Regions from separate parts of the Homo sapiens genome. Here regions 1 and 3 are each linked to region 2. The links are chromatin loops, found by intact Hi-C in ENCODE. Cell type or tissue: mammary epithelial cell. All regions are shown on one strand. Links, peaks and the distances in the headings refer to the core of each region. The heading gives the core; the rest is flanking DNA. Region 1 has its middle 35 kb from the start of CASC17. Region 2 overlaps CASC17 (cancer susceptibility 17). Region 3 has its middle 6.0 kb from the start of CASC17.

What was found. Peaks named below come from ENCODE experiments on the same cell type or tissue, not always from the same donor. Only the 100,000 strongest peaks of a DNase experiment are listed, where the experiment ranks them.
Region 1: it touches region 2 in a loop (5-fold over the local background); 2 of 110 quality-filtered maps call a loop at or near these places.
Region 3: it touches region 2 in a loop (4-fold over the local background); 2 of 110 quality-filtered maps call a loop at or near these places.

What each region holds. Positions count from the first base shown.
Region 1 is chr17:71,231,961-71,242,648 of GRCh38, reverse strand. No RefSeq gene overlaps it. Among named protein-coding and RNA genes, the nearest start is that of CASC17, 35 kb to the right of the region's middle. In mammary epithelial cell, for the core only: a CTCF peak has its summit at 4,653 (motif pointing left); a DNase peak (open chromatin) is centred at 4,558.
Region 2 is chr17:71,111,790-71,122,477 of GRCh38, reverse strand. All of the region lies in intron 3 of CASC17 (cancer susceptibility 17), which reads left to right. Among named protein-coding and RNA genes, the nearest start is that of CASC17, 85 kb to the left of the region's middle. RefSeq lists an enhancer at 9,814-10,688. In mammary epithelial cell, for the core only: a CTCF peak has its summit at 4,224 (motif pointing left); a DNase peak (open chromatin) is centred at 4,207; H3K27ac peaks cover 236 bases.
Region 3 is chr17:71,202,849-71,213,536 of GRCh38, reverse strand. No RefSeq gene overlaps it. Among named protein-coding and RNA genes, the nearest start is that of CASC17, 6.0 kb to the right of the region's middle. In mammary epithelial cell, for the core only: no CTCF peak of the experiment used is centred there; a DNase peak (open chromatin) is centred at 5,146; H3K27ac peaks cover 2,612 bases.

The DNA.
Region 1 (10,688 bases), core at 1,223-9,222, 120 kb before region 2:
TTCTTGGCACAGACTGAACACCTAACAAATAGATATCATCATCATCATCAATATCATCTCTATGGCTGTCATCATTCAACTGTACCCCACCTGAGTCAAATAGTGTTTTCTTCCCAACAATCCAGAATTCCAAGTTATGTCTATTCAAAAAAAAAAAATGAATGAAGCCTATTTATATGACACTCACACAAATAGACAAGCCATTTCATGACTAGTGTGGCTAAAATCTTTTTTGGACAAATAAACACTGATTTCACATAGAATTTCAAGTTTTGATAAGATTTTAAAAATGTTTTCTAAGACACCAGTGAACTTCATTATATCTCATTATCTTTCTGAATTTCCACACTACATATTTTACAATGAATAAAGTGAGAGCTTGGGATGGCTTTCCTGAAGCAGGATGGAAGAGGTATAGAAAAATGAGGAAATGAATCCAGGGTTGTCAGGTCTGAGGTGTGGTTTGACTCCTGTTCTGCCAGTCTCTGATACTTTGGGGGGATTTCTGAAGAGCCAGAGATGATGATGGTGTAGTGAGGATCTGAAGAGATAGATGATTAATTGATAGATAGATAGATAGATAGATAGATAGATAGATAGATACATACATACATACATACATACATACATGAACAGATAGACAAACAGACCGACAATAGGTAGACCAAAAGATAGAGATAAGTAGATAGAAAGACATAGACTTAGATATATTTATAGAATATCTGCAGTGTCCATTTTATTTTCCTATTGTAGCTCCAGCTAATGCATGAAACTAGCACTTGACAGGTAGAAAAATGAGATAAAACTATCTTAGCACACCAGAAAAGAAAGTTGCTGCTACATTTTGCAATCAGGTGACCGCCAAAATATCTCAAAGACTGAGAACCCAGAGAAGAGTGTGATGTTTTCATTCTTATGGCACCTTACATTAAGTTCTTAGTCGGATATGCTTTAAACTAAAACAGGAGTAATGTTAGTGGTTATCTATATTCACTGTGCACTGAAAACTGTTAAACAAACTGGGTGAGATTTCTTGGCTTGAGGTTGGTGTCATTTCTCCAAGTCCAAGCTTTATTTCCAGAGGCTCGTGGTTTTGAATCCCGGTCTAGAGTTGGCATTCCAATTTACCCTCGGCCTGCCACAGCTAGATTGAATTTGCTGTTTCTGGACTCAAGTGCTGAACAAGATCCTGGTGCCTCAGGTAGGGGATGTTTGACAAGAGAGGAAGAAAACTCTGTCTGCAGTCGGCTTTGCTCAGAGAGTGGAATCACCCGTTAATATGTGGTGGAACTACAGTGCAGGCATTGAACTCCTGTATGTGACATATTAATGCACGAGTGTTTAATTTCTTCTATGGAAAAGTAAAGTATATTTCCTTCCATAAGTTTGTCCAAATAGAGCAGATATAAAGTACTAATGGTAAGGTCATAGAATTAGCCCTCCTACATTTCTGGCACCTTGGCAATTTACATTGCTCATGGTTTCCAGTAGATTCCTGAAAACACCCTCTTAGTCAATTTTACATAAATGATGACAGAATAATCATAAATGTAAATTAGGAACAGCATCACAGTCCTTCAAAGGGTAAACATTTAAAAGGTAACTAGTATATAACAGATATTTTAAAAACAATCTGCTCTCAGTGGATTATAAAATAAACCGTGGGGGAAATACTATAGTGAGTGCAGACTGACATATCTCTTCCCCAAATCATTTGCAAAATTAGGTTTGAAATCTTCTGCTTCCTCCTTTGTTTGCTGTCTGCCAAACAATGCCTTCATCCCTATTTTGCCCAGTCTAACTCAATGAAACTCTACAAGATTTTCTTGAACCTCTCTCCATGCCCAAACATTCTTAATATGGGTAGTTGCTACAAATCTCCCCACTAGTGTTCAGTGTTTTTAATTTGATTTTATCCAAGATAAGATTCAACTATGCCTCTCCCCATCCTCTCTGCCCACCCTGGTGAACTTTGCATAAAAACTTTCATGTATTTTGTAGTGTGAATATGAGATATGGGAGCAGGTTTTTGATGGTGTGGAGTAGAGGAGAAGGGTCAGAATGGAAGGAGGGAGTTGAGGGTGGGGAACAAAGAAGCACACAGTGCCATTTTGCTTATGGCCAGTCATTTTGGGGCTCCATTTGGGAATAAAAAAGACTGAAGTTTTTTTCCTCCTGATTGACAGGGACTACTTATTACTTACATCCCTAGGTAATCCTAAACATTACTGCTTTAAAAGACAGATAATCATCTCTCCTTTAGTTAATCCAGTTTGTACATTTTCATTGGCTGTAGCTGAAATAGAAAAATACTACGTAGGAAGACTATTCATTTGTTCAATATTCTAAATTTTTAATTTTGCCAGAACTGACTAGGAAGGATTAGATAGGAGCCATTTAATTAGGCAGAGTTACACTAGTTTCTGTTTAATATAAAACATAAAGCAATCTTTATTTTATCTTTAGAAGAATTTGATCACTGATTGATAAGGAAGAGAGAAAATCAAGCATTTGGGGAACAAAACGTTTCATAGTCAATACAAATAAATACATTATAATTAGTTTCTCCTTCAGTTTTTAGGGAGTACTAGGGATGTGCAAGGGATGCTCACACTCATGTAATGTGAATACAATGGTGGAACATTTTTCTTATAATTTATTATTAAATTCACCCGTACTATAGTTGGCCTCACTCTACAGAAATGGTAGTCATATGCATTATAGAAGAGCCAAAGGCAGATAAAATGATTATCTAACCCAAGTTTCATTACCCAGTGGTTCCCATTACTCTCCATTTCTTTCTCTATACTCTCTATCTCAGAAATTTTCCCATTCCAGAGTTTTAAACTCTTATTTCTGCATGGAAGACTCTTGGATAAAGCTTATTTCCAACTTCTCTTGAACTTCAGACCTACATTTACAACGACACTCTAGACATTTCAATAAAAATGTCCTTTTTTTTCAGCTCATGCGAACCACAAGTCAGCATTTTTTTATCTATTATCTAATTGGTGGATTAGACCCAGTTATCAGTACATGTATTTCCTCGGTAAAAAATATCTTAAAATTACAGCATTATGTTATCATTTGAATAGAATTGGTAATTCATTGTAGAGTTTTGATACCAGCATTCTGTCAAAATGGACTCATTTATAGGTTTTATTTCAATTCCCACACTTATTCAGGTGACAAATTTTGTTATCTCTTCCAAAAGAAGCAATTTACTTGATTTTTTTCTTCATTATAGCATCAAAACTTCTTATCTAAAATAGCTTCCAATGCGAACTGCTTTTGTTTCTGTTCTTCGGGACATTCAGTTAGCATTTTGTTAGGCACAATTTTTATGATGTCATTTCAACTTAAAAAATATAACTTAGAATTGTATTATCTTAAAATGTGATCTTATTTCTCCCCTTTGATGTTAGGAGCTTTTATGAATTTCGATCAAGCTAAAGACATCGTGTAGCTCAAATGCGTCCTTTCATCTTGAAACCACTATTTCACTGAAATCAGTTGCTGATTTAGTGTTAATTGAACAAAATGAGGGTTTATATATTCTTGTTGATATGCTTGTTAGCATAATTAGTTGACATTTAAGAAAAAATAGAGTGCTGAGAAAGAGTTATCTTGAACAATTTGACTAAGAACAAGGTGAAGATTCCACAGTCTAATAAAATACGGTGTAAAAAAAAAAGCCATGCTTAGCTATTGCCGCATGAAATTTCTCTTTCGTCTTCAAGTGACTGTTAGACAACATGAGATAAACTGAAATTACTTTTGAACATTTTACCCAGGATTTTTCCAGGACATTCATTGCCTGAGGTAGTATAGATCTCATTCTGCTTTAGCAGAAATATCTGTGAGATGCTCACAAATTACCCTTCACTTCGGTTTTCCATTCACCTCTGTCTTCTGTTCACCTCTGTACCATTTAACTCTGTGCCATTTAATTCTGTTTCCTGAAGAAATCAGCTCACTCAGATAGATACTGTCCCATCAAGAGCACTGAAAAGAATCTAAGGGGAAAAATAGGAAAGAAATCAATTTCTGAAGTTCCTGTTAACCCTACTGTTTTGAACATTGGTTCTCAAGTTTGCCTAGGATGCAAAGATTCATATGTTAATATGCGTTTTAAAATTATTCATTGAAGTACTGAAAACAAATATTATCATAATGGAAATTTTAATAAAAGTGGAAAAATTGAATATATCTCAGAAGGCACAGTTAAATACTGCAAGATTTTCTCCAGAAAGATGCAGCTGTACAGTGCTGTGAATCATAGCTGTGTGAGGCTTATCTGCAGAAAAGCAGAGCCAATGGTTTTGGTTATTTTAATACACATGTTATCCCCACCTACAAGACTTGTTTAAGACTCATAATTCCCACCTTGCCCTACAATTATGTTGTGCAGACTGTTCTAAAACAGGAGTCACTGCCATTAAAATGTGCACTATGCTTTGGTTCTGCTGAAAATACTAAATGCTTGTGGGCAATCTTAGTGACCACATGCTGAGGCTAGTTACAGAAATTCTCATTCTAGGTGACTGTGCTGGCAAATGTACTCTCATGAAACACAAGCACAATTTGGAGTTCCATGTGTTATCCAAGCAAGGACATCCCATAGGCTCCTCAATGACTAACTTAACAGTGTGAGATGCCATCTGCTGGAAATTGATAATATGGACTATGATATTCTGCAATAATACTTAGGCTTTGTCTATCAGCCAGACTGAACATTGATGATCTTTGTTTTTATCTTCTCCTTCCCCTACTTTAGAAGAATGATGTATACATAGGGTTATTGAACTACTTAGGGAAGCTCCTGTATTTCTTTCTTCTAAACAGTCTTCAACTCTAAGATATCAATTTAATGTAATGTTAGTTTTTAGGTTGGGAGAGGCTGATGGAAGGAAGAGTAAATATAAGCCATACCCAGTCTATACTCAATGATAAGATACATCTTAATTTCAGAAATGTTAAAATAGGAAAATTTTTACCTTAGCATTTCAGAAAATTAGATATTATAATAGTAACGTTCAACTTACATTAATCATGAGCACAATTGACACATTCAGCATTATATCATGTAACGTACATCAAATGTAAACACGCTGAATGTTTGCAATTTGGTCAATTAAATAGGGATAATATGTGATGGTGTTTGAGAATGTCTTGCTTATACAGCGCTTACCACTATGATGTAGATATTTGGAGAATTTACAAGTGATCAGACATTATAGTCAACATAGGTCTTGAAATGAGTTAGCCATTCCAAGAACATTCTGTAGCATTGGAATATAGACTGCCAAATTCCACATGTGCTTGACACATAGTAGGTGGTTAATAAATACTGACTGACACATGGGCTCAAAATTAGTTCTGAGCTGATGGGTCTATTGAGCTTATGGGTTGTTGTTGACCCTTTTGGAGTCTGATATGTGTAATGTTTTAGTTCATTTCTTTATTTGAACAAATACTTCGATGCCTTGGAATCTGTTTTGGAATGATGGTGTACCTCATTTTGCTTTTTTGATCATTAAAATTATCAGAAATGTCTTTATTTCTTAAAATGTACCAAATTAAAGGTAACGTACACATGTAGGTTATCTTATTGATCAAAGTACACAGATGGCACAACATCCAATTGATGATTAGACAAGTTCTCATGATTTACCTGAAAACTATAGAGTTAATGTCATTTAGCTCGTGTAAAATAATTCTATTCAAATGATAACATAACTTAATGCTGTAATTTTAAGATATTTTTCACCCAGGAAATACATGTACTGATAACTGGGTCTCATCAACATATTATAATTGGCTCTGTTTTGAGTCTATTTTTAAAAATTTCTATTGACTCTATTTGCAGGCAAATTTGTGAACCAATGCTCAAAACTGTAAGTCTAAAAAGAACTTCAGAAATGGATTTTTTTTCTATTTTTCACCTTAAGGAATGCTTTTCAGTGTTCTTGTTGGGCCAGTCTTTATCTCAGTGGGCTCATTTCTCAGGAAAACAGAAAGAAATGGTACAGAAGTGAACAGAAAACAGAGATGAATGAAAAATAGAGGTGAATGGTAAACAGCTGGGAAGGACAGTTCATGAGCATGTCACAGATATTTTTTGCTGAAACAGAATGAAATCTATGTTAGCTTGGGCTACTGAATCTCTTAGAAAAAGATGAGCAAGGCCGGGCGCGGTGGCTCACACCTATAATCCTATAATCCTATAATCCTAGCACTTTGGGAGGCCAAGGCCAGCGGATCACCTGAGGTCAGGAGTTTGAGACCAGCCTGACCAACATGGAGCAACCCCATCTACTAAAAATACAAAATTAGCCAGGTGTGGTGGCGCATGCCTGTGATCCCAGCCACTTGGGAAGTGAGGCAAGAGAATTTCTTGAATCCAGGAGGTGGAGGTCGCAGTGAACTGAGATCATGCTGTTGTACCCCAGCCTGGGCAACAAGAGCAAAAAAACTCCATCTAAACAAAAAAAAGAAAAGGAAAAGAAAAAGATGAGCAAAATGGTCAAAAGTAATTGCAGTTTATCTCTTCTGTATTATAAAACCTCCAAGTCCCCCAAAAGCTGCTTGATTCTAGGTATAAATCACTATATTAAATTGTAGAAATGTGTGTGTGTGTGAGTATACACATACTCGTCTTTCTCTATTGCTATATGTTTGTGTGCTATATGTAATTATATATTATGTTTACATTTATATTTATTCATTTTATACATTTTAAATTTTTTTTAAATTTTTGTGGGTACGCATTTATTCATTTTTAATATGAGTCACTTGGCCTACTTTTCAAGTTATACTTGATTTTAGCCTCCTGTATATCACAATAATACATTTAGCACTTTTTTCCTTTCTTTTTTTTGAGACAGAGTCTCATTCTGTTGCCCAGGCTGGAGTGCAATGGCATGATCTTGGCTCACTGCCACCTCCACCTCCCAGATTCAAGCAATTCTCCTGCCTCAGCCTCTCGAGTAGCTGGGATAACAGATGTCCACCACCAAGCCTGGCTAATTTTTGTATTTTTAGTAGAGATGGGGTTTCACCATATTGGCCAGACTGGTCTTGAACCCCTGACCGCAGATGATCCACCTACCTTGGTCTCCCAAAGTCCTGGGGTTGCATGCATGAGCCACCACGCCTTGCCCAGCACTTTTTTCAAGACTATTTTTAGAGCAGTTTTAGATTCACCTCAAAAGAAAGAGGAAAGTACAGAGATCTCCCATATGCTCCCTGCCCACTAATGTCAACATCCTGCACCAGTATTGTACATTTGTAGAATACTTGAAAGTTTAATATTAACTGTAGTAAATAGTTACAATTTATTTCTTATTCTTTATCCTTTTCTTCAAACTGGTAGAAGTGTTAGCTGCTTAAAGTAAATCAGTCTGAGGCAAAGAGGTTTTTAATAGAAGGCACAGAAGAGGAAGCAAAAAATGTTTTCACTATTCCTTCTAGTTGCTAGATAACTCAACATCAAACCTTATTCCATTTTTCAGAAACTGATTCCATCATCTAAATGGCTAGGTGAAGGCATGCCTATATTCATTGAGGAAGCCATACTTACATGTAGTTAAACGATTCTTTTGCCATTGTGATATAAAATAGCACTTAATATTCCTTTATAACATTCCCTTATTGCTGTTGGAGTTTGATAAATGGTAACACTTAAAAATTTGTCTTTCTTGTTTTTCTGTTCTAGCAACCTTAACCGTCTTGGGTCTCAAAGCTAATTCCTCTAGGATGTTTTTCTTCACCTTTATGATAGCTATAAGAGGATGCCAGATTTTTATGTTCGTTAGCCTCCCTGGGTTGTTTCTGCTCCTCAGAAAGGCCTTGATTTGCTACCTTTACCATGTGTGGATGTCCATAGAGAAAAATCATGTGTCTTTATTACATCCCACTGGAAGCTTCTTGAGATTCTGTCTCTTACTCTTCACCCAGAGACAGTCTGTACTGCACGAGCTCACAGGTCTCTTTATTAAGACAACATAAGAGGTGGCACTGACAGTTTTTCTCTTCCCCGTGAGTATGGCCGAAATCAAGACTAGAGACTGACAGCTCTTCTCACTGCTTGTGGTTCAACTTGAAACCACAAGGTTCAGAGGCACATGGTTTCCATTCAGTGTCTTTCTCCAGCTAACGCGAACCATTTGTTCAAGCAACTTTGGTGTCTGTTTGAGAACAAGAGATCTGCCTCGATACTCCCCAGACAGTCAAATAAATTCTCTTGGCTTCAAGACAAATTCAGAAAATTCCGCCCAACAATGACATGTGGTTCAGTTTTTCCGTTTATTTTTGCAACATATGAAGGAACGACCAATAGCGTCCTTGAAAAATCTGAAAATGCCAATCACAAAAGTGGCAAATTAGAGAACCGTTTATTATGGCAAGTTACTATATTACATTTAGAGAAAATGGGAATAAAATAATATGTCAAACAGGAAATAGAATTAGAGGCCTTCCAGAAGCAGAATACCTGTGACTGATATTTTTTCCCCTACTTTTAATTCTCCCATTTAGTTGCATTGAGGGTAAATGCGATTCATCGATTTTGAGGGGCAAGGGGAAATCTGAGAAAAGAGTATGTTATTATCTATTCATTTCCAAGATGTGTCTCATTAATCTTTTTACTGTCATGCTGCTGTTTGAAACAATCTATTTGCTTAATTCAAGCCTTTGTTCTGATAGGCCCAAAGCCCATGGCCATTACATTTTTTGCTTGAAACTATTGGGAATGGGAGAAAAGGTGATTGCGTTATAGTTGTAGTAAGACGTAAACATTTATTCCAAGGTATTTTACATTCTTTTTCCCTATTGTAGATTTAAAAGATGACATTTATAATTAGTTTTTTTGTTATTGATGTTGTTTTTAAGTATCATTTTAATCTTTTGACACTAAAAATAGCATGGGAAAATACCTAGGAATCAATAATGATAGCCAAATGTTCACATCCAAATGTGGGAATTTGGAATCGTTATTCAAAGATAAACACTTGCTCCACTAAAATATCAACCCAACAATCTAGATTTTAATCCCAACCACCACTCAATATAGCTGTAGTATGCTATGCTTTCACATTTAGTGTTTAATTCAACTCAGCAAGTATCTAATAGGCTCTTGCGGGAGACACAAAGGAAGTTGCTGTCTTAGTCCATTTTGTGCTGCTATAACAGAATACCACAGACTGGGTAATTTATAAAGACTAGAAATGAATTTGGCTCACGATTGTTTTCCTACAGGCTGGGAAAACCAAGAGCATGGTGCCAGCATATGGCCAAGGTCATCCCATGGCAAAGGGCAGAAAGTGAAAGCCAGCATGAGACAGAGGGAGCGAGCAGGAGAGAGAGAAAAGAAGGAATGGCGGGGACAAACTTTTTCTTTTATTAGGAGCTCCCTCCCGCAATAACTAACCTACTTCTGAAATGATGGCATTAATCCACTCATGACAGCAGAGCTCTCGTGGCCTAATCATTTCTTAAAGGATCCGCCTCCTAATACTGTTACATTGGCAATTAAATTTTAACATGATTTTTGGAGGGGACATTCAAACCATAGAAATGTCTTACTCTCTAAAGCCAGCAAATAGCATAAGTATGTAAACAGTGATCTATGTTGGAAACATTCTAAGTGTTTCCATTACAAATGTAATGGAAAACATGAAACACTTTGTCTTCACGGAAGAGGGGACATTTGAACTGAGACTTGGATGTAAAAGTTCTGGTGAGATAGTTACGGCAGAGTTGTTTTTTTTTTTTTTTTTAAGAATTTATAAAAATGAAGGATGTGTGACTTTCCTAAGACCACATAGGTCATTTGAAGACCTGGGCCAAGGTTAATGATAATTAGTGCTATCTCTGTCTTTACTTTCCCCACAATACTGATACAGTGTCAACAAATGCTGCATCATACTCATACTCCAGAAGCTAGACAGGCATTTGATTTAGAAGGTTAAGGCACAGGAGAAATCAATTTAAATTTGGATCAATGTTAACATTAGAGATGTTAAAGGGCAATTACGTCTTTATGGTTATGATTCAGTAAATATTCAACTGAAAATGCTTTTCTTTCTTTTCCTTTCTTTTTTATTGTGGTAAGAACACTCAACATGAGACCTACAGTCTTTACAGATTTTTAAATCTACAATACAGTATTGTTATCTATAAGCACAATGTTGTACAGCAGATCTTTTTTAAAAAAACAATTGACAGGCCTGGCATGGTGGCTCACGCCTATAATCCCAACATTTTGGGAGGCCAAGGCAGGTGGATCACCTGAGGTCAGGAGTTCAGGACCAGCCTGGCCAACATGGTGAAACCCCATCTCTACTAAAAATACAAAAACTAGCTGGGCATGGAAGCAGGCGCCTGTAATCCCAGCTACTTGTGAGGCTGAGGCGGGAGAGTCCCTTGAACCTGGGAGGCAGATGTTGCAGTGAGCCCAGATTGTGCCATTGCACTACAGCCTGGGCGACAAGAGCAAAACTCCATTTCAAAATTATTTAATTAATTAATTAAATAAAAATAAATTTTAAAAAATTGAAAAATTCGCATGATGTTTTTAATTATGAGTACATTGTGGAATGGCTCAGTTGGGCTAATTAACATGCATTACCTCACATTCTGACCATTTTTTATGGTGAGAACACCTAAAATCTGCTCTTAGCAATTTT
Region 2 (10,688 bases), core at 847-8,846:
AACCATTTTCTGCTGTATGCAGCAAATGAGTGCGACGCAGAATACTGGGAGTGAAATAAGTGATAGAAAAGTGAAGAGTGGTTAAGAAAAGCAGATTCTCATTTGCCAAGGTTAGAATCTCTGCAGCAAGGATAACCCTTATAGAAGAGATTTTTGAACTTTTCTGTTTCAGTATTTTTTTTAAAAAGTCATTACATTTTTTCTTGCTCATTTTTTATGATAAAGATTTTTTTAGCCTTCTCATGGCATGTCTCACATTTGCTCTTTTTTGTTACAATTTTTTTCCTTATAAAATGCCACGACATTCATGTGAATCCGTTGGTCAACCTAAACCCTAAGGGCTATAGTAAAAGGTCATAAATGATTCTTCCTGCCAATAAAATTTAAGTCAATTTTCTATAAATTAGGTATCCATGCTGCCTTTTCTATTCTCAGCCACATTCCTACTTTCCATGTAATTGTCCTTTTCTTCCTCTTTAACATCCTAGTTGGAAATCTTTTGGGCATTCTTTTTTTAAAATCATCACTGTGATAATATTGGTATCTTATATTAGATGAAGAGAGCAAGGGTTTGTGTCTGTCTTGCTCATAATTGTTTCTGCTATGCCCATTGCCTAGCACATGGCACATTATAGATGCTTGATATAGTTTGGATGCAAATCTCATGTTGAAGTGTAACCTTCGATGTTGGAGGTGAGCCTGGTGGGAGGTGTTTCAGTCATGGCGATGGATGTTTTATAAATGACTTGGTGCCATACCCATGGTAACGAGTGAGTTCTTGCTCTAGTAGTTCATTTGAGAGCTGGTTGTTTAAAGGAGCCTGGCACCTCCTTCTCTCTCTTGCTCCCTCTCTCACCATGTGACATGCCTGCTCCCCCTTCACCTTCTACCATGATTGTAAACTTCCTGAGGCCTCACCAGAAGCCAAGTACATGCCAGCACCATGCTTCTTGCACAACCTGCATAACTGTGAGCCAAATAAGCCTTTCTTAATTTATAAATTACCCAGCCTCCAGTATTCCCTTATCTGCAAAACAGGCTAATACAGTGCTCAATAAATATTTATGAAATAGGCTATACTGACAACCTTTAAAAACTCATTTATTCAGGCTTAATAATCATTAGGAAATATTATTTAGGGCAGCAGTATTGTTGAGACATCCCAGAATGGCCATCAATTACTGTAAGTTTCTCAATTAATTTGACAGTAAGAATTTTTTGATGAAAAGCACACAAGCAAACCATAAAAACACATTAAAAAAGAAAAAAAGAAGCTGACTGTACTGTTTTCTAACTAAACGTGGTAGTCTCTTCCCAAGTTTTTTTTTTATTTGTTTTAATGAAAAGAATGGCTGGAATACTAGTGTAACTATAAAGATGACTGATATTGAGGGTTTACATAACATTTTCACCTGTCCATTTCTGACTGACAGAAAGAAACATCAAAAAAATAATCCACGTGTAATGAAACAGAGATACGTTATTTTTCTTAAATGTTCTTATCCAAATTTCTGGTTGTTTCACTAGGGTCCTAGGGAAATCCAACAGTGCTAGTAAAATGTGGAGCTGAGGAAAAGGAGAGAAGAATATGCATTTATAGTTATGGCTGCTTTTTAAGTAAATCTTCTGGTCCCTTTTTAGAAAACATAATGAAGGGCAGAGGGCCAGGGAATGACACTATCTTCATATCCCTCATGGTGCAGGTCCAACATCACCATTTGACAAAGCATTACTTAATTTCTTTAATTCCTTTCTTTGTTTAGCACCCTGCCCTTGCCTGTTGTTTGCTATTATTCAAATACCATTATAGCTATTCATGTAAAAGCCTGTCTCCTCTACCAGAACATCAGCTCTATGAGGGCAGGGACAGTCACTTTAATTTTCTATTCAGAGTACTTAGCAAATTACAACATAAATCTCTTTTGAATAAATTCAACTGTGTAAATCACATGCAAAATAGGATTTCCATATATTGAAGTGATCTGTGAAAGTGTCAGTTGAAACACCTACAGCTCTCCTCTTCTATGGTGAGGCAAATCCGTGCTCCTCATAGAAGTAGTTGGCACACTGTGTTTTGACATGGTACCCCATGCCCACGTGAACCTCATCTAGGTTTTAAGGTTTGTGTGTCAGCAAGTGGACCCCTATCACATCCCACACACTACCTCCTGACTTTGTATCATGTCCAATGTGGTTATAGTGATCCCAGGAGCAGCCTCACCTGGCTCTCACGTCTTGCTCTCCAGGGACCTACTTAGTTTTCTACCAAGAGGCCATCTACCTAAATGCCATCTTGGAAATGTGTGTTTACAGAGTTTGGACATAAATTCCTTGGTTGTTTGATGCAGTTCCCAAAGACTCTGGGACTTTTGAGGCCATTTTTCTCACCTGGAGATGTCAACCATTCTACCCCATGAGCAAAGTTGTCTTTGCTGTTTGTCTCATGGAGTTGATACAACACAGCCCCAATCTAGAAGACAAGAAAGGCCCATAGTCCAAACCCAATTTTTACTAATTTAAGCACATTTAACCTGGAGAGAAAGCCAAGAGGCTGGATTGGTTGGGGTCATTTATTCTGCCAAGTTTGGGTGGGTTTGCACTAGCTGAGTGTTCAGTGCCAACCCTGATCAGTATGAACTGGCACAGTAAATTAAGCTACCACACCTTTAATGAACTTAATTCCCTTATTTTGACAGAGTTCCCATTTCCAGTGATTCACTTTACATTTTAGACACTTCTCCTATAGGTGTTTGCCAAAGGCCCTTACTGGCAGCCAAACACTGAATTAGTTAGAAACTAGAACGAAAAACCATCAAAATCATCATTGCATGTTCTGTAAGCCAATTTTGAGCCTTAGCTATTCAGGGTCAGAAGCACTTAGGGTAAGTTTTGAATACTTGCCCCATGTCTTTTCTATTTTTCAAGATTCCATTGCATTTTGTAAGATTCAGGATCCGGGGCTTTGGTCAGGGACTGTGAAGAGTATCAGATCTGCACAGACTCAGCACACTAGGCATTTACCAACTGCTAAATACCGTCATCAAGAGTTTGACTCTACTGAAAGAGAAGGAAACAGAGAGGAGTTATTTGGAGAAAGCAGGTTTGCCAGAATTAAAAGGAGGTACATTTATTCTCCACCGTTTGTCTATAATTACAAAATATTTTCGTTTTTGAGGATTAATGAGAGTTGAGGAAATTATCTCAGTTTCTCATTGAGTTTACACAAGAGAGATAGTAATGAGTAATATGATTTCTGTGTATCAGCAGGGTGCTAAGTGTTTTAAAAGCAAGGCCTACATTAACCCTTACAATTTAGTTAAGGTCAAACAGCTATTAAGTGTTAGAACTGAGACTGAAGTTTATATTTATCTGGTTCTAAAACCCATGTCCTTAAATGCTACTCCAGAAATCATCACACTTTTCATGGTAAGGGCCAGTTAGTAAGTCTTTTAGGATTTGTGGGCCTGGTGTTATGTGGAAAACACATAGTTCTGCAGTTACAGCACATGGCAGCAGCCATAGTTGATTTGTGAATAAATGAATGTGGTTGTTCCAATAAAACTTTATTTGCAAGAACAGGTGTTAAGCCAGAATGGTCTCATGGATCACAGTTTGCTGACCCCTGTTCCAGTCTATATTCTAAACTTGATGTTTCTCAAAATGTTTCCTTTTCTTTCAACAATTTCTGGAGTACTAGATCATAGAATATTGCATTTCATCAGATACTCTCTTTTCTGTCCTTTCATTCATTCATCAAATATTTATTGATTACTAATTTAAAATATATATAAATCAATCCCTAAAATTTTCCCTCACTCTCTCATTTTGTGTTTTTTTTCTTAATCAATTGTTTTATCCATCCTTTCTTTCTTGAGAGTAGATCAGACTTTCTGTTATCTGCCCTATGCTGCCAAAATTTCAGATTATCAAAAACCTTTTCTCCTTCTTTCTAAAAAAAAAAAACACACTTTGAGTTTAAGACATTAGGTGACCTTCTTTTGATATAAAGCAGCCAGTCACCTTCCCTTAGATTTCTTCTCAGGTTGTGTATAATCAGCAGTTTGGGAATCTGTAATGGATTTTCCAGGAGGCAACTCTGATGAAAATGTCAACTTTCTAAACAAAGACAGTTGTCAGAATGTTCTTTCAGAAACCCAGGTTATTCACTGTTTTTGTCATGTTGAGCTTTCAGCTCTTCAATAGTAAGAGGGCATTGCCACCTGGTGGAAAAAAATATTGAGGGGGTTAGATGGTCACCTGGGGAAAACATGGATAAGCACACTCGACATGAATTGGAGAATTTTATCCTGGAAACGTCATTTCAGTGTCGAATGATAGGAAAACAGACCTCTTCTATGTTCAGAACCTAAAACAATTAAATGAAAGAAAACACAGTTAACAATTGCGTTTAAATGGATACAGGTAATCTTTTTCTGGAATAAAATGACTTGAAAGGTTGTATGTTATTTCTAGTTATTAAAACTCCCCTGGAGCCATTTCTTCCTCATTTATAGAATTTTCCACTCTTTTTCTGTACTTTTCAATTACTTCCTTTACATGGTTTTGTTGTTGTTGTTCCTATTCTCAGTAATGCTCAGGTTGTCTTCGAGCTACTTTTTAAACTTTTATTCTTCATTAGTGACCTATATCCGCTGTCCCTAAGTTGTATCTGCCTACTTGCTGTCAGGCACTCTAAAATCTCTCCTTTATTTCTCATTGTCTTCCTAAATCTGCTCTCCAAAGTGTTAAATTTGATTTACTCACGTGGGTGTCTTCAATCCTTATGCTCATTGACCTCTTCATGACCTCAACGTCATCCTCAAAATTCTTCGTTGGTTTCCAACTGTGTGGTTTCCTAGTTGGATTCTTTCTGCTCTCATCTTTCCTCCTGTATTCATTGAATATGATCACTTTCTCTCTTTGCCTGGCTTTTTATCTGTGAGTCTTAAAGCTAAAAATGTTACCATCAGATTTGTCTTGTTCATAGTCTCACTTTCTGGATACATTCATTGATTCTCATGGCTTCCAATAAACATCAGATTAGACAAATACCTGCTTTCCTAGGCCTGTCCCTGGACTAACTTTTCTCCCATTCCTATTTTTTTTCAGAGGTACCCCAAATTCAACATGCCCTCACATCAGCTGAAACCCCGTCTTACCCAAACTGGGGGGAATGTATTTCTTATCATAATATTATTATTTCCCAATTCCTTCATTTAAATGAAGCCACGCTTTTCCTACTATTTTATGTTAGAAATCTTAGAGCAATTTAAAAATATCCTCTGCTTTACTGTTTTTATTTCAGTCTGGCATCATGGGTTCTCTTTGCTTTTTTTATTTTTAAATTTTGTGGTTGCATAGTAGGTATATCTATTTACGGGGTACATGAGATGTTTTGATACAGGCATAAAAAGTGAAATAAGCACATCATGGAGAATAGGGTATCCATCCTTTTAAGCATTTATCCTTTGAGTTGTAAACAATCCAGTTACACTCAAGTTTTTTTTTAACATAGAATTAAGTTATTCTTGACTATAGTCACCGTGTTGTGCTATCAAATAGTAGGTCTCTTTACTTCTTTAGGAGGTTTTATCTTGAGTGTAAACTTCATGAGTAGAAAAGCCTTCCCTCTTTTACTCACCATTGTCTCCTAGCACCCAGCACAGAGCTTGGAATATTATACATGGTTAATAAATATTCGTAGATAAATAAGTGGACACATGTCCTCTAAGCTTTCTGTTTTCTATTGCCGCTGCCAGCTTCTGTGTCCTGATTCTTTTTGCTTCATCCCAGGATACAGGAACATTCTTTATACTGTAGCCCTCTACTTTGACTATTCATCAAAATCACATAGGCAGCTCGTTAAATACTCAGTTTCCGAGGCCCCATTTCCAGATATTATGATTCAGTAGGACTGAAATCTCGATATTAAACAAGCACAATACTGAACTCATAGTCCTGGATCTTCTCATTCTCTTCTGTCTTATTTTGTTCTTATAAACTTCTATGCAAACAGTAGCATTCTATTATAGTCAGTTTACACCCACATTTTCCTCTTTGGCTTTCATTCTTATTGGTCTTCATTTCTCAAACAACCTGGATGCTTCTCAGGATCAGAATTAGACCTGTTTTCAGAGTCCCAGATTTATTTCCTAGCTCCTTAATCTCTTCAGTCATATCTATATCCTGTGGTTTCTGTGACGATCAAATGAGGTAATTCTTTAATGAAATTGACTTGTAAATGCAAACAGTCAGGATGCTTGTCAATTAGGCTGTTTTTTAGGTATTTTGTAAGTATTGTAACTACAACAATAGCTACCACGTACCTGCAAGATTATAAATTCAGTGGAATGGTTCTCTTTCATTCCAGAACTCCCTGATGTAGCGTATCCTTTATACCTTTTCTAAAACATTAATTAGTGCTTCTCGGAGCATCAAAAGGGAACCAATACCTGAGTATGGAATTTTGTTTGTTGCCTCTGAAAGAATAAATGTGCAGACAAGACTTTGGAGAAATAAAGCTGATGAAAGCTAATATAGGTTTGTTTTTTACAAAATTTCTATTCAATAGAAGAATGATTGCTGCATTGAGAAATAGAGTGTTCCTCCCTGTATGAAGTAAGCGTCTTAGAAAGGACACGGATGTTGCACACTAATTTCTTAGATTATGAAGTAGTAAATTCATGGAGATCACATGGTTTTTTCAACACTGTATTCTCTAAGTCTGGCTTATGGAAGAAGCTCGATAAACATCTGTTAGTTGAGAAATCCAGTCTTCAATTACGAAATCTTAATCATATGAAAATCTTTCGATGTCTTGCTTTTCATCCTGGTTCTCTTCCAGGGCTATCTGTTCCCTACTTTTTTCTTAATCACATAATCCTATTGCCAGGTAACAATTTACAGTTGCAAAGTGGAAAGCTAATTATAATGAGCTTAAGCTGGCCACATAGCCTTCCTTGGAGGCTTCATTTTATTCTAAACCCTCCGGTGGCTGCAGGTTGCCATGTGACTAAATTTTTACTAATGGAATGTGTTCCAAGTAACTAGAGCTGTGGTCAGCACAAATTGGTGTTCAAATATTGATTGAATGAATACAGAAACAAGTAGAATGGAAAAAAAGTGAAGTGTGTAACTTCTGCCTCTCGAGGCTGTCTTGTTGAGACTTTGATCCAGCTTTGAACATGCAGATGATCACAGGGCAGAGATTTGCAAACTTTTTCTGTAAAAGGTCAAATAGTGAATATTTTAGAGACCATAAGGTCACTGAGGTACTCAACTCTGCTGTTGTAGCATCAAAGGAGTCACAGACAATACAAGAACAACTAGGTGAGGCAGTGTTCCAATAAAACTTTATAAACAAAAACAGCAGGCTGAATTTGAGCTTTGGTTGCAGTTTGCCGACACCTGCTCAAGGGGATAGTGGGTGAATAAAAGACAGAAAAAAGTGGAGCGCGGGACAAACCTCATACAGCCAAGCCATCACATCAACCTGAACTGCTCAACTCAGAGAAGTGATACGGAGGAGAAATAAATATCTCTCTTTTTTTATTTTTTGAGATAGAGTCTAGCTCTGTCGCCCAGGCTGGAGTGCAGTGGCACAATCTCGGCTCACTGCAACCTCTGCCTCCCAGGTTCATTTGATTCTCCTGCCTCAGCCTCCTGAGTAGCTGGGATTACAGGCACGTGCCACCATGCCTGGCTAATTTTTGTATTTTTAGTAGAGATGGGATTTCACCATATTGGTCAGGCTGCTCTCGAACTCCTGACCTCGTGATCTGCCCGCCTTGGCCTCCCAAAGTGCTGGGATTACAAGCGTGAGCCACTGCACCCGGCCAATATCTCTCTTCTTTAAGTCACTGTATATTGATTTTTTTTTGTTATAGCAAAGCTAATTAACCAATGCATACAGGATACATTAAAATGAAGGGCTAGCTAAATTCATTGTTTATTATGTTTCATAATTATTATTCTTCTTCTTATTATTTTAAGCCCATAATACTCCTGGGATAAATTGCCTATGATTAAACATTGGAAGTAGCCATTGCAAGGGTAGGGACACTCAAACCCTATATTGTAGTATTTGATTAACTTGCTTACTTTAGTTATTATCACATTCCAATGAATGGGACATTTTAATTCTATTTTGGCAGATGAGGCAACAAAGGATGAGATACTTTCAATATCTCATCTAAGATCATAGAACCAGAATGTCTGGAGACTAGGATGTCAACTCAATCCCATCTGATTCTAAAGCCTTTGCTTAACATGGGTAGCTTTGCTACTATTTTGTTTGGATACATGCATTTATTAATATTTTCAGGCCTACTGCAGACTTGAAGGGAAATCTAAGTACCAGGTGTTCTTTATGTTCACCAAATACAAAGTATCTGTAATAATATATAAGCAACCCTTTATCTGGTGTTCATGTCATTTGTACCAGCCTGCTAAAGTGTTCACAAAAAGAGATGAGAAATTGTGAGTGATTTCTCTGTTCCTGCACTGTCCAGAATGATGGCCCTTGGCTGTATGTGGCTATTCAAATTAATCGAAATTATTTTTAAAAACTCAGTTTTGCTCCAAAATTTCAGCTCCTCAGTTTCACTAACCACATTTAATGTGCTCACTAGCCATCTGTGATGAGTGGACGCCACTTTGCACAATGCAGATTATAGGATGTTGCCTCATTAAAGAACATTCCACTGGACAGCACGGCTTTCTCCTCTGTCACTAGATTTGACTCTTTTGGTTTCTATGTAAATTCAGGATCTCAGTACTTGACCTTCGGGGCACCCGGATGGCTATTCCATTCGCAGCATCCAGAGGAAGGTGCCCCTGCCTCCAGCTGCCTTGATTTAGTTCCCCCATGGCCCCTTCCGTTTTTTCTTTTTTTGCTTCTCATCCTCATGGCCCTGCCACTTATGTGCTAGAGTTGTCATTCCTTCAGCACTAATTACTTCCCAGCAGGATGGAGACAGGGTCATCAGTGGTGTAAAAGCAGAAAGAATGAGAAGGAAAAAGAGTCAAGACAATGTGTGGAATCTGCCCTCAGAGTGTGGAATCTGCAAACCAACTGAATGTTCACACTGTCCATATGAACAATCACCTTAAGTTATTATGCTCAGAGAATGTTTGTATCTCTTTACTATCCCTGCTAGGATCCAGAAGGAAGGGAAGATGTGAAAAACATCCAGCTACCTCAATCTTTAATATTATATGCTTGTGTATATGGTTGTCTTTGTGTGTGTGTGTTTGTGTGTGTGTGCATGCACACGTGTGTTTTCCTGCCCTATAGGGAATGGGAAAGCCCAGATTAACAGCAAATACTCATCAGCTAGACCTGGTCACCCACCTAGTGCTTAATTAGTTACGGTTTAGAAAACAAAAAGTGTGGCTTTATGCAATGTTTTTGTTAAGGTTGAGCTCACTTTTATTATGGAAACACAACCTCCAGAGTTTATGAAAGTGAAGCTTATGAAAAAAACCAATACTTGTTTGAACAGGCTGAGCAACTATGATACCCCTGGTAGCATCCATAATTGTGATCCGAACTTGATTCTGTGTTCTTGGCTGCTAACAGTGTGAAGAATCCTAAAGGCAATTCTAAATGCTTGGCTCACGTATAGGATGCTGGGCTGCTCCTCCCAGTGATATTTCATTAATGAGCCCAGTGGGCTAACCCAGATCGATACATAGGTTCCTACTATCCATCTCTCATCTTCAGGAATAGGCATTCCAAAGATGAAGACTCATACAGAGATTAGAATTTGTACAGTTCCTTGTTACTGGATTTTTTAGCAGAAAAACACATTTTGGGAAATTTAGCCCCATTATTAGAAATCTTGGGACCTTTAAAGTGTTCATCCCACGGGCAGGGATTTGGAAAAGTCTGCAGCCTCTTATTTATATCAAGAACTGGTCCAAGGTGTTCTTTGTGATTTGAATGTTTAATGAAATAATTGTTATTTGCCTTCCGGGGTGAGAATTTACTTTCTTTGACTCTCCTTTGGAGTTCTTCGGTTTAAGATAAGCTCAAATATTGACAGAACTGGAACTGAGATTAAAGACATATAAAATACATTAGTGCTATACCAAAGGAAGAAGAGGAAAAACCAAAGCGCCTCTCCCACAGTAAATAAGGGCAGCAAAGATTAACAAAATACTGCTGAATTTTACTCCTGTATATGATGAAATGGATTAAGTTTACAGTGGTCTACAGAACAGTATGGATTCTTCACCTTGACACCCCCAAGAACAAACTAGAGTATTAGCAGAACTCCCTTTGTATTCATTTTGACCATTTTCTTTTTGTTGTGTATCATAATCTGATGCATAATGAAAACCAGCTGTTGTCCCTCGGAGAAAAAGAGGAAAGGCTCGGTCAAATATTCTAAAAGCAGAGTAGGCAGAGAGTCCACAGCCTAGGATGTCACTTATTTAGTCACTTAAAGAAAGATGGAATTTGATGAGATGGAAGAGAGAAAAGAATGAATATATTGATACCCTTGTCATCAGAGAATAAATTATCCATGTGCACTGTATATTATTTAAGTCTTCTGATTTTTCTCAGTCAAGTGTTGCATGCCTTGTTAGCTGATTTTCAGATCTATCACAGTCTGCCAAAAAGAAATCTTATTTGTGATAGAAGCAGGATTCAGGATTCAAATGATGACTAATTATTGACAGGG
Region 3 (10,688 bases), core at 1,354-9,353, 91 kb before region 2:
AGACAACGTTATAAATTTTACTTCAACAGTCAGATAATTTATATATCATAAAAAGAAAAGGAAAGTGTATAATATTTACCCATTTTTTAATTATGTTGTTTCTTTTTTACTCATGTCCTAAGATTCTTACTTGTATTTTGTTGTTGTTGTTTTGCTTAATGAACTCTCTTGACCCATTATTTTAGAGCAGGTCTGCTGGTGACAAGTTCTCTTCATCTTTTTTCATCTGAGAATGTGTAGATTTCCCCTTCATTCCCAGAGGATGTTTTTTTCTGGGCATAAGACTCTGGGTTAATAGCTCTTTACTTTACTTGAAAAATGGTGTGCTACTTGCTTCTGGCCTCCATGGTTTCTGATGAGAAATCCACTGTCCTTTCACATGTTTTCTTCTATGGGTAAGATATAATTTCTCTCTTATTGCTCTTGTGATTTTTTTTCTGCACCTTTGGTTTTCAGAAGTTTAATTATATCTGTCCTGGATCTTGTTTTTTGATCCACTTTGAAAATCTCCTTCTTATAATTGATATATTTAAACCATTGACATTGAAAGTGATTGCTAATATAGTTGGATTGACAGCTACCATATTTGTTACTGTTTTCTAATTGTCGCCCTTCTTCTTTGTTCCCATTTATGTCTTTTACTCTTTTTCTGCATTTCGTGGTTTGAACTTAACATTTTAATATGACTCCATTTTCACTCTTTCCTTAGCATGTCAGTTATTCTTTTTTTTTTTCTTTTTACCTTTGTTTAGTGGGTGCCCTAAAGTTTGCAATATACATTTACAACTACTGCTTCATGTATAGTGTGAATATCTTATAATAACAAAAAATTGTAATTACTCCCTCTTGTCCCTTGTATAACTGATGTCATTCATATAAATACATATATGTTTATGAATAGATAAATAGATCTATACATATATGCATAGATACATAAGCATCTGTAATTGAATATATTATTGCTATTATTATTTTGAACAAAATATTTGTTAGATCAGTTAAGAATAAGAAAAAACAATTTTATTTGCTTATTTTTTCTTTGGTGTTCTTTTCTTTGTATAGATCTGTTTCTATCCTACATAATCTTCTTTCTCTAAATAACTTATTGTAAAATTTCTTGCAAAGCAGGTCTACTGGCAACAAATTCTCTCAATTTTGTTCATCTCAGAAAGCCTTTCTATCTCCTTCACTTAAAAAAAAATTCTATAGAGTACCTAATTCTAAGTTGGTAGCTTCTTTCTCTCAACACTTTATCTAACTCCACTCTCTCCTTACTTGTATGATTAGTGAGGAAAGGCTGGATGTAATTCCTATCTTGTCCCTCTCTCATTGGGAGGGACAGGAGTGCCTTGCTATTTCTTCATTCATGACCTCCACTGATACCACAGGGTAGAGGATGGACCAATTTTTGCCAGGTAATGATGAAAATCTTGAGTCTTTATTAGGCCTTCTTTTGACCTCCTCAGTGGGGAGTGGGAGGAGCACCTTTCATTACTATTCTTTCAGAGTAAAAGTCCAGGCTCTCCATGTGTTCTCCCCTGACACCAAGGGGAAGGCAAGACTTATGACTGCCTGATGGAGATGAAACTCTTGGTCTCCTACTCAACCTTCTTTGACATCACCCCAGAAAAAGATCTGGGCTCCGTGATTACATCCAGGTTGAAGTTTAGGCTTCCCACCTGTCTTTGCTTGTGAGACGAGGGGCAGAGGCATATTATTTTCTGTGAGTTTTTACTGGAGTATAATATCTATTGTCTAAAAGTGTGTTTGTTTTGTTTTTGTTTTTGTTTGTTGTTGTTTGTTTTTTTGTTTTCTGGGTAGGTTGCCCCTTTCCTGGACTTTTGGCTAGAGAGAGTGGGCTTTTATTTTGGCCCCTTTTGCCTGTATTCATTGGCATTTCTGGATTGCTAGCTTCTTCAGCCCCAAGTCTGGGACATATGAGACACAAAGAAAAGTGAGGGAACTCACTTCTTTCTGGTTTCTTGGGTCCTAAGTTTCATAGCCAGTCTGCCTTTTTCTCTCTACCTTTCAGAGTCTTCTCATGCTTGCATTATACATAATGTGCAGGATTTTTCATTGAGCTTAGAAGGAAAAGGAAAAAGTACATTCACTCCATCTCAGAAGTGGAAATCTCTTTTATTCCTTTGGATCCAGAGATACATGAACAAAAAATATTGAATTGTGTTATTATATAGATATTGTTAAATTCAAGACTAGAAAAATATCTTCTGGCCTCACATCTTCAAATTTTACTTCCTCAAATTCTCAAATCCTGACACTTATCCCAAATTTATGTACCACAGATACAAATATCTGATAGACATATTTACCTGGATGACCCATCACCACCTGAAAGGCATCACAGTTAACTAGGATAAACATCTAAAACTGAGCTCAGTATTTCCTTTCTATCTTCAGATCACAGTGATTTATTTTCTTGATATTTCATTTTCTGTTCTTAGTGCTACTCTTCTACCACACACTCAGCCTCAAAAGTCAGATCAAATCTCAGTGATATCCCCCTTGAATTTCTCCGTACACTTATGCATGGCTTTATATTTATAGTGCCACCACATTAGTTAAGATTCTTTGTCATCTAAATATTTATGTCACTCTCAGGTACCTGTTCTGATTCACTTTACAACATATTAGTCTTCATAAGTCAAATAATCAGCCAGTGGCCTTCTTATCTCCAAATGTTTAATTGTTTTGATCTTTTGAGGATCATTAAAAAACTCTTCTGCAAAGAGAAGAGTTTCTCTGATCCTTGTAGCTATAGGAGAGCACCACTGCCAACCATAATTCTGAAAGACACAGTCCCAAATGCCATAATTCCAAATGTTGCAATTCCAAAAGATTAAAATCTCTAACATCTAAATTCCCTAATATCTAAAATCTCAAGAATCAGAATCTCAAATTGTTAAAATCTCAAATATCAAAATCCTGAAAGTCAAATTATAAGAAAGGGTTTCCTTGAGGTTGTAACTGTGTGTAGGATACTGGCTTCATATTGGTGGCATCATAGTAGGCAGAACTGTTGCTTTCTTATTGCATTTGGTGGAAAATTCAGATGAGTAAATTGCATTTGGTGGAAAATTCAGATGAGTAAATTGGCCACAATGGCAATGACAAAAATATCAGCTTAAAAATGTGTCACTTGTCTACACTGACATCCCTTTCAGTTGATAAAAATTCAGGAGCTTTTATTGAATTAAAGCCACATTTGCCTGAAGAAGTCAGCAAAGTCACTGACTGGTTAGAAAATAATTATGTCCACAGTAGGATAAAAAGGTTTTAACACAATTTTTGCTGTTTGATTACTTGTACTGTTTCTGCCGAATTTGGGGTCTCTATATAAGTACATGGGAAATGGATTCCTGTATACCCCAAACTACATAGAACCATGACGCAGAAGACAGGAAAATTTAATAGGGAATGCTCATGTTGGTATATATTGAATCGTAGAAGAATTTCATAAAGAATAGCGTCATGTAGAAAATGAATGTGAATATATTCTCCCAGGAAAGCCATGCCCTCAAAGATAAAAAGCAGCTATTCATTGCAATGCAAGACTTATTAATCATAGTTAATGATTATCAAGGCTGGCCAGCCCTTAGGGACTACCTTCATGAAATTGTTCCTAATCTATCCCTGTGATATGCATTTACATATGTCAGATTTTATTTTTAGCCAGTTTTAGGGTTTTTTGTTTTGTTTTTTTTCCTGTTATCCCCGCTATTTTAAGTTGTTAGCATTATTTTGTATAACTTTTATGCTATGTATTTCATCTTCACACCATTTCCAATACTGGTATATATTTTGTAAAGACTCTTGAGAGTTCTAAATCATTTATTCTGTTTTTGGCAAATTTGACTCCATAAAAGTACAGTATGAGAACACTGACTTTGTGTATAAGCATTGTGCACGTATGTAAAAACATTGCCACATGCTAGATAAATGAAGAGATGTCCTTTTTGTACATCTGCGTTTGTGAAAAACAAAATTTCTTGAGATCTTGGCTCTTTGGGCAACTGCATATGCAATGATGACCTATCTTTTTTTTCAATTGATCTTGTCAAGAGACTTAGGATGTCTATCATGGTATCTCAGATGATCACAATTATAAAGCTGGGGGAACATAATTAACAACCATAATGATAGGTGTTTATACATTTTGCTCTGAGTTAATAAATAAGACAAAAGAAAATAATTTGCAAAGTTTTTCTTTCTTCGTTTACTGTCATTTCTGTCTCTTTAGTCTCTTTAAAGTGATAATACTCAACCCAAAAGATTTACAAATATATTAAACTACATGACAGGATATTTATCAAATGAATAAAATGCCCTCCCATTCCCCAAATGCCCATCAATGATAGACCTTATCCCAAATGAATAAAGAAAATGTGGCACATATATACCATGGAATACTATGCAGCCATTAAAAAGGATGAGTTCATGTCCTTTGCAGGAACATGGATGAAGCTGGAAACCATCATTCTCAGCAAACTAACACAGGAACAGAAAACCAAACACTGCATGTTCTCACTGATAAGTGGGAGTTGAACAATGAGAACACATGGACACAGGGAGGGGAACATCACACACTGGGGCTTGTTGTGCGGTGAGGGTGTAGACGAGGGATAGCATTAGGAGAAATACGTAATGTAGATGACGGGTTGATGGGTGCAGCAAACCACCATGGCACGTGTATACCTATGTAACAAACCTACACATTCTGCATATGTATCCCAGAACTTAAAGTATAAATTTAAAAAAATTGCCTAATAGAAATGAGGAAGGCAAAATCTAAAAATATCTCTTCTTTCGTCAGTGAAAAGGGCAAGTATATTTCTGTCCCTCTAAGGTATGAATGGAGCATGAAGTCTGAGATGATGTAATCAGTGACAAAGAACATCATCATCCAACTCACTGGGTTCCAAGTTGTCTCTAGGCAACCACAATATAGCCACATTAATATATCAATCAAAATATGTAATTTTAGAAGAGCACATAACCTTTAAAGAGAGTAGCAGACAAGGTTTTTGCTCAACAGTGACTCATCTTAGTAGATGACTTCTTTTTTGGATTCAACCAAGGAACTCTGAGTAAGTTTGCTTTGCCACGTCCCAAAGAAACCAGGGGTAATTCTCATTCAGCCTTTGCTGTGAACAGACACTATCGGGTCACCTAAGAAATAGCAATTTGTGGGTTCCTGCTTTATGCAATGATGATCTTGGCTTGCGCAACCCAAATAGAATGTGCCCCAACTCATGAAGTCAAGGCAATGTGGTAAACAGAACCTGTGCCAGCAGGACATCATTTCAACACCCCCTGGCATATAAAGCATGTTTGGGCAGGGGCATACACATCATAAACTCTATTTTGGTATGGACAACCTGGGAACTCAGTGATGACTATGTCATAGAACCATTAGCTTCATAGAGACAGCCTCTGATGTTACTTTAAGTTAGCCACTTATTAAACTCCTGAAAAGTCTCTGGAACAAATTATATTAAGACATGAGCAATGTTTAAAATCATCTAGAAACAAAGTAGATGTAAAGTGTTAGATGAAGGGGCTTAAATAAAGCATTTGTATGATATTGTCATTGTGGCGATGATGGTTGGCTTCTAATACAAGGTCTCCTCCGCAGTCCTGTCCACTTCCATAAAATCTACCTAAAAATATCCAGAATTGCCTTTCAGGTGTCGATAAACTCTTGCAATATTTGGTACTCTGCTACTGGATATTGCTTTGTAACAATTAGAATTATTTGACCTTATGGTTTTCCCTTAAGGCCCAGATGAAGTATCTTGAAGGTTTAAGAGAAAATGTGAGTTTCTTTCCTCAAGCACGTCCACAGGATATATTTCTATTGAGCGCACTCCAGTGTGGCTTCTAACAATATGGCTAAATGGCCATAACCTGAAATGCAACACATATATATGTGTGTATATATATCTATATATATATATATATATAGATATATATCCCTAACACTTTAATAAACGAGTATTTGACCTATCACATTATAAACTTGTTTGCCATAGTAATAATTTAATGCCTACATTTTGTAGAAAACTTTTCAATTAATATTGAGTGCTCAAGGGCAGGGCCAATGAATGACCTTTAAATCTGTTGTACTTAATACCATGCCAGACACATAAAAATGCTCAATAAATGCTTGTTTAAATTGGTTTGACACTGTGCTAGGCCCTTAGGAAAACCAGGTGGTTGCAAATTGCTGACTACCTTAGTTCACAAAATGTAGTTGTGCTTGGGGTTTTCTAATACTTGTATAGATTGGATTTAATTACTAGCTACCTTCAGCTCTTTCAGACTCTGTTTTGCATGATTTCTTGATTTCTTCAGAAAGTTCACAACCTCAGATAATTTGGCTAAATGGTAGTATATTTAGGGGACATTAACATGTTAAAAATCAACCAAATGACATGGTCTTTCAAACATCATTGTTGTTTTGAAAAATATTGAGAAATGTGAAGTCAAGAGCAAGTAAAGAGAGAACAGTAGTTTCGCAGAACCATTCATCATTTTTTACCCCACCTTTGGCCCAAAGTCATTGGACAGACATCTCTATCCAGTCATTCCTATGCATTGCACATTCTCCTTGCAGTCTAAGAGCTGTTTTTTGACCAAAAAAAAAGTGATTGTGGATCTAATCTGTTCACGTAGTTACATGCAAGAAATATGAACTTAGACACTCAGACTTTGTACCTTAGTTCTTTTTATGCTTTGATTCTCAGCTTTCTGTCTTCAGAGCAGCTTTTTAAAGATGATATTACATCTCTAGGGCCTAATTCATCCTAACATTAACTTGTGATGGCTAAAACAAATGTGAGATCTTATAATAAATAAATAGCGCCATTTCATATGAACCAGAACACTAAGAGACCTAAATACAAAATACAATATGCTCAGAAACATGGGGCCATAACTGCAGACTTAAAAGATGTGCCACAATGAGTTCAGGAATATGATTTAGCAAATGATCCAGACTCAAAGGCATTTAAAATAGAGAACATTTTTGCTAAAGCAATTTCTTTTTTTTTCTATTTTATTATTATTATAGTTTCAGTTTTAGGGTACATGTGCACAATGTGCAGGTTAGTTACATATGTATACATGTGCCATGCTGGTGTGCTGCACCCATTAACTCGTCATTTAGCATTAGGTATATCTCCCAGTGCTATCCCTCCCCCTTCCCTCCACCCCACAACAGTCCCCAGAGTGTGATGTTCCCCTTCCTGTGTCCATGTGTTCTCATTGTTCAATTCCCACGTATGAGTGAGAACATGCGGTGTTTGGTTTTTTGTCCTTGCAATAGTTTACTGAGAATGATGATTTCCAATTTCATCCATGTCCCTAAAAAGGACATGAACTCATCATTTTTTATGGCTGCGTAGTATTCCATGGTGTATATGTGCCACATTTTCTTAATCCAGTCTATCATTGTTGGACATTTGGGTTGGTTCCAAGTCTTTGCTATTGTGAATAATGCCGCAATAAACATACGTGTGCATGTGTCTTTATAGCAGCATGATTTATAGTTCTTTGGGTATATACCCAGTAATGGGATGGCTGGGTCAAATGGTATTTCTAGTTCTAGATCCCTGAGGAATCGCCACACTGACTTCCACAATGGTTGAACTAGTTTACAGTCCCACCAACAGTGTAAAAGTGTTCCTATTTCTCCACATCCTCTCCAGCACCTGTTGTTTCCTGACTTTTTAATGATTGCCATTCTAATTGGTGATTTAGATTTGTAAAGAATGCATATGAATTTGTGGGGTCCCACACTGGATCCCACAAAGTAAGTCTGCTAATGAGGTGAAAATATTTTTACCATACTTGACAAACATATGTATTCATATGTTTATATACAGTAGTAATAGGTGGTACCCATGTAGTATTATAGTCTTTAATGGCATTCTATTTCAGAACAAGTAAAAATGTTGAGATTATGAGGAACTTAAATTTTTAACCAGTATCATTCACATTTATAAAATGATATTAAAACCTCATTCATCCACAGGATCACAAGGGAATGAAAGGAAAATAATAAGCTTTCTAAATAGCTGAAGGTTATCTCTTTTGGTGAATTTTATTTAGATTTCAGGATACTTTCAATTGAAACCCTAAAATGTATAAAATCCTTTTCTGTTCTTCTTAAGATGTGTTCTGGACCACATATATATGCCTTCATCTTCGGGTTAAGTATCTTTGTAATATTTAGGCCAGTGAGGAAAGAAAGAAAATTCAGTTACCTTGTGTTACAACACAGCATGCTGGTTACATATGGGTTTATTATTACTTTATTCATTTAAAGTGTGCTATCTTGTATACAACTGATTTTAATAGAAATAGTGCCTACCTTACTGGTTGATGTGAGAGTAAAATAAAAATATCAACATGCAGTGAACCTAGTATATGCTCAATAAATATTAGCTAATTTAACTGCATATTTGTCACAGGCAGGGTTCCCTGGGAAGTGTCGTAAAGGTGGGGTTTAGTGTGCAGCATATATAGTCTAAAAATATATATATACACACATATATATCCTTTAAATATTCATACATTTTTATATATTCATATATATTCATATTTATATATATTCATATATTTATATATATTAATATATTTATATATTCATATTTTTATATATTCATATATATATATATATATATATATTTTTTTTTTTTTTTAAGACAGAGTCTTGCTCTGTCACCCAGGCTGGAGTGCAGTGGTGCATGATCTCGGCTCACTGCAACCTCTGCCTCCTGGGCGCAAGCGATTCTCCCGCCTCAGCCTCCCAAGCAGCTGGATTACAGGCGTGTGCCATACCCAGCTAATTTTTGTATTTTTAGTAGAGATGGGGTTTCGCCTTGTTGGTTGATCTGGTCTTGAACTCCTGACCTCAAGTGATCCTGAAGTGGCCTCCCAAAGTGCTGGGATTACAGGCATGGGCCACCACACCTGGCCTAATAACATTTTTAAAAATCAAAATTAATGCAAACAATTCCAAGATGAAAAAATATCCAAATTTTAAATAAAGACAGACATTTGTTTGTGTGATGGATCTGTAATGGCAATAGTCATTTCCAAACCACTGGGTATTGAGTCCCCACTGGGAAGGTTTATGAGAGTTGACAGTGGTGTTCAAATAAATTGAGCAATGCAGGACTCTATTTACAGTCTTAAGATTTGGGTTCATTTTGTCTATCTTTTTCACTTAGTTTAAAATATGAGAGGCTATTTTGGTAAGTGTATATGGGGGCAGACATTTTTCCTTTTGCTTTAGGCTCCAATGTGGCTACACAGGGTGTTGCTGAGAGTCTGACCCTATGCCAGCAGCATTCCAGCTTCTGAGTCAACCAGTTCATCACTGAAACAAGATCTGGGAAGCCCATTAGCATGTCCTCTACAACTTCCTATAATCTGAAAGATTGACAATATCTTTCAACGGTGAAGTTTTGATTTATAGTAAATAATAAATATAATTGGTTCTAGATTTCAAAATTTATCCCATTTAAAACAGTGACCAAACTTGTTTATCATTTAGCAGTGTCATTTTTTAATATATTCGATATGGCTTGATGTTAGCTTTAGGTGATAAATTAGTTTCCCTTTAAAAAAATTGATTGAATGTACGTTATTCACTTAGTGGTCTCTCAGAATTTCAGTTTTCTGCTTTGTAAAATGAAGAAACTATACTAGGTAATTTTTAAAGTCTTACTCTACAACTTTCAGTTTTAACTACTTTATTACTTACTTTTTTTTTTTTTTTTTTTTTTTGGACAAGTCTCGCTCTGTTGCCCAGTTTAGAGTGCAATGGTGTGAACACGGGTCATTGCAGTTTCAACTCCAGGGCTCAAGCAATCTTTTCATCTCAGCCTGCAGAGTACCTGGGACCACAGGCACATACCATCATGCCTGGTTAATATTTTGTTTTATTTTTTTGTAGAGATAGGGTCTTGCCATCTTTCTCAGGATGGTCTTTAACTTCAGGGCTCAAGTGATCCTCCCAACTCAGCCTTGCTGCTTACATTTTTGGAGGTATGCAAAGGTCACCCTTCATGAACAGAAATTCTTTTCTGTCATCGTGAACCCAGCGAAGAATTCATAACTGAACTTCATAGAATTGTTTACTACCCCAAATGTCCCCAAACCATCACACATTATGAACTACTGCTGTTTATTTTAGTTCTCTTATGATAGGGTCATCAGGATATCAGCTGTTATTAACTGGTGGAATAATTACTCCTAACTCTAATGATCTTCCCCACTGATCTACCTTATTTTCTTCCAAATGTCTTGAGATTGGTTAATCAGCTTCTTATAATTGCCTAAAAATGTGTTCACTAAAGAGGTAAGAGAGTTCTGGAGGGGAAAAAGATCCAAATGAGTTCTGAAACAGTAACTTACTAATATCCTCCCAGAAATGCCAGAAATGTACAGAGTGAAGCAACAAATTAAAGCACCTAAGAGGAGAAACTAAGTGGCGAACAGACCTGTTAAAATTTTGTTTAGTCTTTCATTTTCTGTGTGTGTTCTCCAAGTGGATTCTTTGCTAAGTGAATTCTTTGCTATTATGATACACATCAAGAGAATCTAGTATAAAGTGAAAATATATAACATTTGAGGGAGGGACTTGGAGGCTCTAATTTGAG